Regions from separate parts of the Homo sapiens genome. Here regions 1, 2 and 4 are each linked to region 3. Evidence: chromatin contacts called from ENCODE Hi-C or POLR2A ChIA-PET data. All regions are on one chromosome and are shown on one strand. Each heading gives the region's core, a stretch centred on a gene start or an enhancer-like site at or near the end of the contact. The rest is flanking DNA. Distances are from core to core; before and after follow the strand shown.

Region 1 (2,700 bases), core at 68-2,567, 310 kb after region 3:
TAGAAGAAAACCTAGGCAATACCATTCAGGCATAGGCATGGGCAAAGACTTCATGACTAAAACACCAAAAGCAATGGTAACAAAAGCCAAAATTGACAAATGGGATCTAATTAAACTAAAGAGTTTCTTCACAGCAAAATAAACTATCATCAGAGTGAGCAGGCAACTTACAGAATGGGAGAAAATTTTTGCCATCTTCCCATCTGATAAAGGGCTAATATCCAGAATCTACAAAGAACTTAAACAAATTTACAAGAAAAAAACAACCCCATCAAAAAGTGGGTGAAGGATATGAACAGACACTTCTCAAAAGAAGACATTTATGCAGCCAACAAACATATGAAAAAAAGCTCATCATCACTGGTCATCAGAGAAATGCAAATCAAAACCACAATGAGATACCATCTCACACCAGTTAGAACGGCAATCACTAAAAAGTCAGGAAAAAACAAATGCTTGAGAGGATGTGGAGAAATAGGAACACTTTTACACTGTTGATGGGAGTCTAAATTAGTTCAATCACTGTGGAAAACAGTGTGGCGATTCCTCAAGGATCTAGAACTAGAAATACCATCTGACCCAGCCATCCCATTACTGGGTATATACCCAAAGGATTATAAATCATTCTACTATAAAGACACACGCACATGTATGTTTACTGAAGCAGTATTCACAATAGCAAAGACTTGGAACCAACCGAAATGCCCATCAATGATAGACTGGATAAAGAAAATGTGGCACATATACACCATGGAATACTATGCAACCATAAAAAGGATGAGTTCATGTCCTCTGCAGGGACACGGATGAGGCTGGAAACCATCATTCTCATCAAACTAACACAGGAACAGAAAACCAAACACCGCATGTGCTCCCTCATACGTGGGAGTTGAACAATGACAACACACACAGGAAGGGGAACATCACACACCGGGGCCTATTTGGCGGGTGGGGGGCTGGGGGTGGGATAGCATTAGGAGAAGTACCTAATGTAGATGACGGGTTGATGGGTGCAGCAAACCACCATGGCACGTGTATACCTATGTAACAGACCTGCACGTTTTGCACATGTATCCCAGAACTTAAAAGTATAATAATAATAAAAAAAAAACTAATAAGGCAGGATTGAAGTATGAGGCTGGTAGAGAGATATAAACAAAAGCAAAAAAAAAAAACGACAAAGAGACATGTTGCAAGTTAACTGCAAAAGCAAACACCTCATAAGGGGGAAATACTTTGTAAATAAAGTATGTAAGAATAATCTATGACAGGAAATGCCAAGAGCCGAACAACACAGGCGTCACATTCTGGGTGTGAAAGATGAGAAATCTAAGCAAAACACAAAGGCCCCAGTCTCTTAGGAGGCTTAGATAATTTAAACGTCGACATTATAAATATTTTCTTCTCCCAAGTGAGGGGAATCATCATCATGGATAAGCGGGGGCAGTTCCCCAAATGTACAATGTCTTTTTGTTCTCTTTTGAAAAATCAAGCTGACAGTAAAACAGAAGTAAGAATTACTTCCCCTAGAGAAGTTATAGCAAATACCCTCTGGAGGATGATAGGCATTTTTAGTAACATACAAGTCTCCTCTTTGGTGGGCTTATAATAAAGGAAGGAAAGCACTGTCCCCCCACAGACACGCAGGCAGGCTCCTCAAGCCTAGAAGGGCCTTTCCTGCCACCAGGTGGAATGTGCCAACCTACTCCTCCTCCAGGAAGTGAAATGTAAACACAAGCTGCTGCTGCATGTCCCACAGCTTGTGACTTCAGCATCTTATTCAGTTACTAGAAACGGGCAGTGTGGGATTAAATTTTCTTTTCAAGCATAAGATAATCCACAGAGAAGAGCAACAAAGCACGACCAGCCTAAAGTCCTGCGATTGATTGTAGGTGTGAAACCCAGTATCAGATAACGGAACATGCTGTTCATTGGGGAGTTGCAGAGGCACGTATCTGATGGACTCCACATACTTTGATGGGTTACCAGGGCCTGAGGTTTAGGGTGACACAGGCTAAACACGTTAGTGGGTACAATGCTAGGGATACCTATCAAAGGGACAAGTGACGGCACTTCACAGAACTCACCCCAGTACGACACCTAATTCTTTCACATGGACTCGTGTGTGTCCCCGGAGATATTCAGATAGCATTTTACTTTTAAGGTACATCTCCTGTAGTCTATCTTCAAGATGCATGATGCACTGCAAAGCCAAGAACATTCACAATGAGGGCTAGAAGTCAAATCTCTGCCAATATTTTAAGAGTCAGAATTTTCTTAATTCATTTCTAACTACACAGCTTTTATCTCATCAGTTTCAAATACACTTAAAAAATCACAAGCCATCTCAAACCCTACCACTACCAGGTATAAGAATAGGTTCTTGTAAAACAAAGTTTACTTTTGCTAACTATTAAGATTTACATATGTATTATTCTAGTCTTTTTAAACAAGTATTTTTTTCATAGTTGAAATCATTCCAAAAGTGTTTCTTGCCTTTAAAAAACTTTATAATAATCCTTTCCCATATTAAGAACTTCTTGATATAATTTTTATAGCTAAACAATATTGAGAATGTGAATTTACACGTAACCACATAGCAAATTGCATTTTTGTTATAAATAATTTAGTAAACAGTATGGTTTTTGTTTTTTTCCCCCAATAGCTCAGATTATTCTGGCCCAGTACATTTCCAGAGGA
Region 2 (2,877 bases), core at 107-2,606, 380 kb after region 3:
ATGTTGACCAAGATGGTCTTGATCTCTTGACCTCGTGATCTGCCCACCTCAGCCTCTCAAAGTGCTGGATTACAGGCGTGAGCCACCGCGCCCGGCCTACTTGTGTTTTTAATGACACACCTCCTCTACTACTCCTTTAAAGGTAACAGGAAGGAAAATCATGAGGTTGAATTTGTAAGGGATGAAACCAAAACCCTGAAACAGGAGCTACTGTGAATTACATAGCATGTGATGGAAATATGGTCTTCAAAGGTTAAAGACAACAGAGGATGCTCTACTATACATTCCCTAGAGTTTGCCACTAATTTTTATCACAGTGACAAACGTATAAGGATAAACCTTTATTAATATTTACCTCTCCCCAAACATATTACTCCCTACAGAAGCTTCCTGCACCCTCTATGATAAGTTATTTCTATTCTGAGTCTTCTTTGCCTTTTTTTTTTCCTTGTGTAGCTTTTGCTTGGAAAAAAACATGAATGCAATTGCAGCTTATCTAATCTCCAATGTGACAGTCACACTGGTGGTCTAATGCAAATGCCTGCAGTCATGTGCTTGATACAAACTCATGACGTTTTGTGCTTGCCAAGGGAGGCTGGGGCGGTGGGGACTGAAAATGGGAAAAGAACGTAAGGAAAACACAAAATGTGCTGGACCACAACTGTCACTCCAGCAATGATGGCATTCAAAGTGGCACTTGATTATTCCTGAGCACCCAGCACTCCCTCAACACGCTAAAGATAAAGCTGTTACTCAATCTCACTTAAGCCAGAAACACAGCCCCTCAGAGGGCCTAAGTGACACGAGGTGCCACTGCTTCAGACTGCTAGACCCTTTGGCTGGAGTACAATGCTGAACAGTCTATAATTGGAGAAACCACCTGGTGTAGTGAATAGAGCACTGACTGGATTCTTTTGTAGCCTTGGGCAAGCTACAAACCTCCTGAACCTAAGATGCCTTTTTGGTTAGATGAATGCTTCTAAGAAAGCCTATGTTTCCAGATTCCAGCATTATCAGTGCTCTGGTACACTGAAGATTCCAGTTCCTTTTGAAAACTTGTGTTTCTTTTCCCCTCCACCTGCCACCACTATGAGCAGCCCCAGTGATAGCTGCTCAACTAGACCATCCATGTGAGGCCTTCAGAGAAATGGGAAATAATTCAAGAAACTAAGAGGTAAACCATCTCCTGTCCACCAAAGGGTCAAGTGCTGGCTCACCTAAATTTCTGTTACAAATCTAACCTGGAAAGCCTACAGTGAATCACCTGAGAGATTTCTTGGTTTCCCCCTCCCTCCCTTCACCTACCTAACAAGCCCAACAACTACTGTAATGATTAGCCACCTGGCAGAACTCCACTTTAAAACACTGTGGAATCCACCCAGCTAAACTGTGTTTAACCAAACACTTCCTTCCTGCAGAAATGATCCTTATCAAAAGCAGGAAAACAACCCCTTGGCCCTGATGAGACAAAGACTGCGTTATAAACTGTTCATTTACTTAGCTGCACATTCTACAAACTGCCAGTATTTGGTCAGTATGGGTAGCAACTTATTGAACATAAAAAGAATGAATACAAGTGGATTTATTTAATTTGTAGGCATCTGAACAAATACTGAAAAGAGAATGAAAGGTCTAAAGTGAATTTACAAGTACCCTGGTATCATATCCAAAAAAGACCCAGAAAGGATCAGACTCTCCTCACCTTAAACATGTTACTTTACCATTCCCATTCTGGTTCCAAGGGATCAAGAGCTGCTCTATCCTCACTCTACCCATTGCTTGTCGCCCACCCTACACCACCACCACCACCACCACTACCACCCAACTCTCCACAAAAAAAATGGGAAATAAATAAAAGCTCCCCTGGTCAGAAGGGTTTGAGAAACAATCCTTTTTGAAGATAACAATGCAGGTTTGCATATGGAAGTCCTGTAAATAAGCAAAGCTGTTTAATTTTGTTTAACCCAGTGCTACTTATTATTATCCATGAGAAACACTGGACAGAATGATCTTCACACTAACACTTTATCACTTTATGAATTTTAGAGTTCTGCTTTCCCATTACATTTGAGGCACTCACTTGGCATCAAAATCTTACTGGATTGCAACTCACCAGCAAATTTACCTCTAGTACTATTAATAGTACACTGCTTAGCTCCTGCCATGATTACTTGCTAACAGTTTCACTTGTGTTTAGCAGTGAGCATACTCATGCCTGTTGGGGGTAGGGCTTTGATTAAAGGATTCAATGCTTGCTTATGTTTCTTCTGAACCATTAATGGCACTGTATAATATAACTCAAAGAGAAGATGATAGATTAATAAATGATTGATCAGAAGGGTGGTTAAAAGCACAAAAGAAAAGGAGAAAGCAAATCAGCATTTCATACCTGAGCTGTCACCTCCTCAATCTTTTGAACAGCTTTAGAGTCAAACAAGACTTGTCTGCCTCTCCTGTCACAGTCCTGGTAAACTATCAGGCGAATCTCATTCAGGTCAAACTCCGAACATGACCAACTGTGGATTAAAAAGGGCAAAAGAAGTTATGTTATCTGCAGCACATGAGATGATCACAGACAGATAAGCTTCCCAGTCACCATGCCTGTGTGCACATCAAAAGGCCACAAGCATGCAGGGCTAGTGATCCCCTCAGAACTGGGGCACCAGTGAGCCTGGGACAGATAGCCTTGTATGTGGATTCCAAAGGGCCATATGAAAATTGCCAGTTTTCATGATAAGGGCTGAGAAGACTGCTTTAAATAATAAATCACTGGAGAGAAAGCTTCTCCTTCCAAAGCCAATTTGGACACAGATGGCAGTCAGAAATCACAAGGACATGCAGAGAAGACTAAATTTGGATGCCTGGGTTCTGGGGACA
Region 3 (2,868 bases), core at 66-2,565:
GAAATACTTGATCTGACCCCCTCACCTCTCCCACCTTCCTTCCTACTACCCCTCAACATAACCTGCTGCTCCTGACAGGCTGCTTTCCTTCTGTTCATTCCAACTCTGCCATGCTGTTCAAGATGTTTACCTCTCTCCATCTACCCTCTACATCCCACTGTACCTTAAGAGATGGCTCAAAAACTACTACTTTAAGAAAATCTTCTCACTCACTGTTTTCCAAACTCTAAAATACTTAGCCCATCTAATTTCATTGTTTTATGTTTTTCTGTAATGATTTCTTATTCCTGAGCATCTTCTTCCAACTACAATGAACTTCCTTTCAAGGCAGGAACTGCGCATCATGCCTAGTAGAAGCTGGGAAACATTTCAGTGATCATTTGCTCAGGTAAATCGGATCAGATGACATCCTTCTGATGAACCCCATGGTCCTTCACAGGAGAAGGTCCAAACCCCCTGGCAGAGCCCATGAAGGAAGCAGGAAATGCTGTGCAAAGAGCGCAGGTTCTGGAGCACAGATTCCTTCTTCCACGCTAGCCACGTGATCGTGGTAAAGTCAAATTCTGAGATTCTAGTTCCTCAACTGCAAAATGGAAGACATTGATGCCTTCTTCACAGAGCTCCTTTTATTTAATGAAACAATATATATGCAGTACCTTGCATGATGGTAACAAAAAATACTAGTTCTCTTCATCTTCCTCATCTCCTTTCCTCTCTTACGATCGTCTCTGAAAGGACCAACCTACAGCTTTGCTTTCTGCTCCCAACCCCAACATTCCTTATGCTGCAAACTTCATCCTGTTCGGCCAGGCCACACATTTTTTTTTCCACCTATGCCACAAAGGTTTTGAACAAACCTGCAGTCTAGCTTCTAAATAGTATATTTTCTCTTGTAAATTTATTACTCATCCTTCTAGTTCCAGGTTAACTATCACCTCCTCTGAGAAGTGTTTTGGTATATTCCAAGGAAAGTGAGTCGCTTTCTTCCAGCTTCCCAGTGCCCTGTGTACATGCTCACGTGACGCAGGTGCCAGAACGTCATAATTATTCACATTGGGAGTTTCTCCTCAATAGTTTTTAAACTCCTCTAACTCTTAAGTACCCCCAATATATACACTACATAATGCTTGATTGGCACTCAAATATTTTCTTAATAAGTAAATTAATGAACTGAATAGACAGGAACCCAGGTAAGGTATTAAAGTGCTTGAAAGTCAAAGATGTGAACTTCAGTTTACCAGTAAATGGAAAAATGGAGCCAGGATCTAAGAGCCTCCTCGGCAATATCCTAGAGATCCACAAGGTGGCACTCTCTCCATGGGAAAGAGCTGTGTGTGCCGCTCCACATTCTCATTTAAGGAGGTGGCCAGTAAATGCAAGCGATCAAGTTGAAGTTGACAAGGGAACTGAAAGAACAAAAAACTACTAAGTCCAAAGAAAACTGATTAAATCAGCAAAGACAATTATTAGAGGGCAAGAAAATAACTGTGAAAATGCTACTTCATTCAGCTGTTAATACAATGTGAAAACTTAAGTGAGGCCCAGTCAGCCAAAAAGGTTGCTCATGGAGGCCAGGCACAGTGGCTCACGCCTGTAATCCCAGCACTTTAGGAGGCAGAGGCAGGTGGATCACCTGAGGTCAGGAGTTTGAGATCTACCTGGCCAACATGGTGAAACCCCGTCTCTACTAAAAATACAAAAATTAGCCAGGCATGGTGGTGGGTGCCTATAGTCCCAACTATTCGGGAGGCTGAGGCAAGAGAATCGCTTGAACCCAGGAGGCGGAGGTTGCAGTGGGCCAAGATCATGCCACTGCACTCCAGCCTGGGCAACAAGAGCAAAACTCCGCCAAAAAAACGAAGAAAGAAAGAAAAGCCAAGGGGGACTGACAAGGAGAGAAAAGAGAGTTGAAAGAAAACAGAGCGGCAGGCGTTGCGGAAGTGGCTGTGGGTAAAGGATGCTGATCCTAGAAGACCATCAGCTCAAAACAAGACTCCCAACAGCCACAAACATGGCCATCTAAGTTTTGGGGGGTTTTCGGGAGTGGAGAAGCAATAAACAGAAACAGAAAGAATGGTGCCCATGCAAAATCTAAGCAAACTGGAACTAGAAGTTAGTGCTTTCCCAGATGATCCTGACAAAATATGAAACAAGGAGGGTGTATGGGGTACAAGAAGAGACTCCTCCCACTCTAGCAGAGCAAGTGCAATATGGCCAAGCCTGAAGCGGCCCAGGGGAGTGAGGAAGCTCCTCTAAATGCTTCACATGGACAGCATTAACAAGGTCATTAAAACAGAGAAGCAAAAAGATGGCGATTGCTTTGTGAGAAAGAATAGGCAAAATGTCCAGAAACAGTGGCTGAGCCGAGCACACGACACAGCTATCTGAGACAGGTTCGGCACAACTGAGAACCACATATAGCATCAAATACCAATTTTGGTGCTATTTTAGAAAGGTCACTTTATACTATCCAGGATGTAATACCGCACAGTATCACATTCAAAAGACAAAGCTGTTGGCATCTGGAGAAAAGGAGACAGGAATCATCATCGAGGGCTATTGATCACATGCCTATAAAACAAGAAAGTGAAATAAAATGAAGACTAACAAAGGTTCCAATAACTACATGGGGACCACAAGGAACTCCAGAGGGCCAGCCACCCATGACCAAAAAATAGAAAAACACCTTTATTTTCCTGTATCTGCGGTCTCACCAACACCCTCCAACCAAAAGATAAAGGGACAACTTCCGAAGCTTCTCCCTCTTCACAGCCTATCATCACATTCTGCGGGTTCCCCTCCCAAGTCTCTATCGAAACCCTTTGCTACAGTTCAGGGTCCCATTTTTGCTCACCTACACTGCTGTTA
Region 4 (2,700 bases), core at 133-2,632, 390 kb after region 3:
TGCTCCTACTGACAGAGGGGAATGTTCCCCTAAGATAGTTCACAGTAAGACATTAGTTACTGCCTAGAGAGAATAATGCTTAAATAGAAAGAAATGAGAATTTAATAATAGGAGTTTTTGCCATCAAGCAAGGTCCAGTGGGAAAGATATTAGGGGCAGTGACCTCTGCCTCCCTCTCATATCACAGTGTGCAGCCGCTAAACCATCCACCAGTACACCTCCACCCCATTCACATTCCCACGAAGGATCATTTACTTTCTGAATCCAAATCATCTTTGCCCTGAGGCAATATTCTTTTTAGGATGCACACCAGGCATGTTCCTGCCTTAAGATCTCTGTACTTCCTGTTCTCTCTGTTGAAAATGTACTTCCTCAAACACCCGCGTGGCTTGTTCGCTCACATGGGAAAAGATTACCACTGAGCTAGTTTTAACTCCCCTGATTACCCAAGGCCCAGCCTTTATATTTCTCTAACTTCGGGACTCATGGATCACTGACAGATTATCAGAATGTTAGCTGGAAGGGACTTCAGACACTACCTGTCCACTGGTTCCAAGTTGTTTGGCTCATTGTTAGAATTACCCCAGAAGTTTTGTGTGTGTTTGTGTGTGTGTGTGTAATCAACAAAGCTTCACAAGCTCTACCTCTAGGAATTCGGTTCAGTGGATCTGAAGTTGAGGCTCAGGAAACACCATTCCAATCTACCATCATTATTATTATTAATTAATATTATTTAAAAAACAAAAACAGAGAGATGAAATGATGTGCCCAAAGACACTGATTTTAAGGCAGAGAAGACCCTCAGATCATAAAATCAGGGTAGAGAAGATCCCCAAGTCAAAGTCCCTTCCATTTTATCTGGTATTAAGTCTAGGTTCTCATATGCTAGAGCTGAAAATCAGTAAGTGGGAAAATAGCTTAACTAAGTTCCTTTTTCTGCCTTTGGACAGGGTGAGGCATGAAAGTGAAAGGATATGGCATAGTGAGAAAAAAGGATTTTCATTCACATCTGTTCTGTAAAAACCTAAAGTAGTTTTTTTAAAAAACCTTTCTTAAACCCTTAAAGACATAAGGCTGATGGATGGGTGTACACCTGATACCTAAATATCCCCTTGGGAACTCATAAAAGATAAGAATATTCCCAGGAACCTTGGGTGTTTTTATAACCCACAGGGTGGATTCTCTTTGGTGACTTTTGACAGTTATAATCTTAGATGGGTCACAAGTTATTGCTCTCTCCAATTCCCACCAGGGCTTGCTACATCACTGTTCAGCAATTATTTGGCTTTTGTTACTGTAACAATAAAAGGATAAGGCTAAGCCAGAGCCTGACTCACCACAGGAGTCATAACAGGAGAACCAGGGATGTGGGGACCAGTTCAGCCAGCATTCCGCTTCAGCACAGAGCTGAGCAGAACTTGAGGAAAAAAGGCTTCAGAAGCTGCCCAGTCAGTGACTGGCCTGCAGACTCCAGAGCTGGATTAACCTCATCTTCTGCCTGGAACACTGTCATTCTGGACACAGTTAGCTATGGTGATTAATAACAAGTGCTTTACCCTGTTATGTCATCAATGCTTATCCAAATATGACCGAGACAAAAGCTGATGTCAGTTGTTAGCGTCTATGAAAATCTCCTATATTAAGATTGCTGATTTATTCCTAGTAAGTGATGTATCCTCAGAGGGAAAAGACAAATGTTCTTGAACCCTAAATCAGACACAACACTGCATTCCTTGATTCATTCACTCTTATCAGTCTGGAATTATATCTCAAAATCTCTACCCTCAGCCAGCAGAAATAAACTCTTCTAACTAGTCAAAGAAAAATTCTCATGGTACGTAAAAATCAGTAAAAAGGGAAGGAATGCAGGAAGCGCAGAAGAACGTGTGACCACAATACCCAACCCATCAGAGTCACACCCAACCATTTACGACCTCTCTGTGAAGCTTGTCACAAAGCACAAGACCATCAGCTGACTAGGGTTTGTTTTTTCTCTCTACCCACTTCATTCAACCTGTCCAACTGCTACATTTTCTATTAAGTAGCATCAGGGTAGAGTGGTTTTCACACTGTTTCCAGGAGCAGCAGTGAGAAACATTCTTTCCATTCCTACAAACCTGCATTACGCTTACTTTTAATGACCTTTTATTATACTCTTCAGAATTCTTTGGTCTGTTGCCTTAGCATATCTCTCTCTAAATCTGTGACTATTTTTATATTTCCTAGTCAGTAATCCCAACTGCTATAAATAAAGACTGGTCATAAAATCATGGTCAGCTTATCTATGTGAAGCAGCTCACCAGGGAACAATGCACTCAAGTTTCTGTACTTACTTTCTTGTTAAGTAACTACCACAGACAATCTAAGGACTTCCCTTTTTTAATAGAATTATCTCATCTAAAAATGTACATAAAATGGATATACTCATTTAGAATCATCCTGGTGATTCTAAAGCAGTACAGAGAATTTCTTCTGAATTCAAATTTCAAGATATGAAACTGTAAAGCACAATTGACTCTGAAGTGCTCTGTTTCAGTTCCTTTTCAGTGTGTAAGGGGTATACTTTAAAGACATGGCAAGTTTTCTCTTGCCACCAGAGCAACAATGATTCACAAATATGTGTGGCAAGTCCCAGATTTCTCATATAAACAGCCGTAAGAATTTTGTTTGCTAATTTGCCGGGAAAGTTTGAAAAACTCA

The links. A loop is a pair of places that touch in the nucleus more often than their neighbours do. ChIA-PET counts read pairs that join two places held with the same protein, here RNA polymerase II (POLR2A). Pooled maps may share reads with other maps.
Region 1: a loop to region 3 is called in a pooled map, with 2.3 times the contacts of the local background. The contact joins two enhancer-like sites. A Hi-C loop is called at or near these places in 4 of 50 pooled maps. POLR2A ChIA-PET finds 5 or more read pairs at or near these places in 3 of 52 experiments (Panc1, activated naive CD4-positive, alpha-beta T cell and common myeloid progenitor, CD34-positive).
Region 2: a pooled map shows a loop between it and region 3 (2.6-fold over the local background). The contact joins two enhancer-like sites. A Hi-C loop is called at or near these places in 1 of 37 single-sample maps with no recorded cell type and 6 of 50 pooled maps. POLR2A ChIA-PET finds 5 or more read pairs at or near these places in 2 of 52 experiments (both activated T-cell).
Region 4: a map with no recorded cell type shows a loop between it and region 3 (3-fold over the local background). The contact joins two enhancer-like sites. A Hi-C loop is called at or near these places in 2 of 37 single-sample maps with no recorded cell type and 8 of 50 pooled maps. POLR2A ChIA-PET finds 5 or more read pairs at or near these places in 2 of 52 experiments (both activated T-cell).

The regions. Positions count from the first base shown.
Region 1 is chr4:158,895,253-158,897,952 of GRCh38, reverse strand. It overlaps FNIP2 (folliculin interacting protein 2), which reads right to left. Exons shown (of 17, transcript NM_020840.3): 16 at 2,088-2,203. The region is part of intron 4 of SPMIP2 (sperm microtubule inner protein 2); the gene reads left to right. Among named protein-coding and RNA genes, the nearest start is that of FNIP2, 130 kb to the right of the region's middle. RefSeq lists a silencer at 1,162-1,456. Within about 2 kb of position 1,317, at least 4 of the 41 ENCODE cell types and tissues checked have a DNase peak (open chromatin) inside an H3K27ac peak, as active enhancers do.
Region 2 is chr4:158,825,555-158,828,431 of GRCh38, reverse strand. FNIP2 (folliculin interacting protein 2) reads right to left here. Exons shown (of 17, transcript NM_020840.3): 2 at 2,390-2,516. Among named protein-coding and RNA genes, the nearest start is that of FNIP2, 58 kb to the right of the region's middle. Within about 2 kb of position 1,356, at least 10 of the 41 ENCODE cell types and tissues checked have a DNase peak (open chromatin) inside an H3K27ac peak, as active enhancers do.
Region 3 is chr4:159,201,603-159,204,470 of GRCh38, reverse strand. All of the region lies in intron 3 of RAPGEF2 (Rap guanine nucleotide exchange factor 2), which reads right to left. Among named protein-coding and RNA genes, the nearest start is that of MIR3688-1, 74 kb to the right of the region's middle. Within about 2 kb of position 1,315, at least 3 of the 41 ENCODE cell types and tissues checked have a DNase peak (open chromatin) inside an H3K27ac peak, as active enhancers do.
Region 4 is chr4:158,809,578-158,812,277 of GRCh38, reverse strand. The region is part of intron 1 of FNIP2 (folliculin interacting protein 2); the gene reads right to left. Among named protein-coding and RNA genes, the nearest start is that of FNIP2, 42 kb to the right of the region's middle. RefSeq lists a silencer at 1,127-1,421. Within about 2 kb of position 1,382, at least 30 of the 41 ENCODE cell types and tissues checked have a DNase peak (open chromatin) inside an H3K27ac peak, as active enhancers do.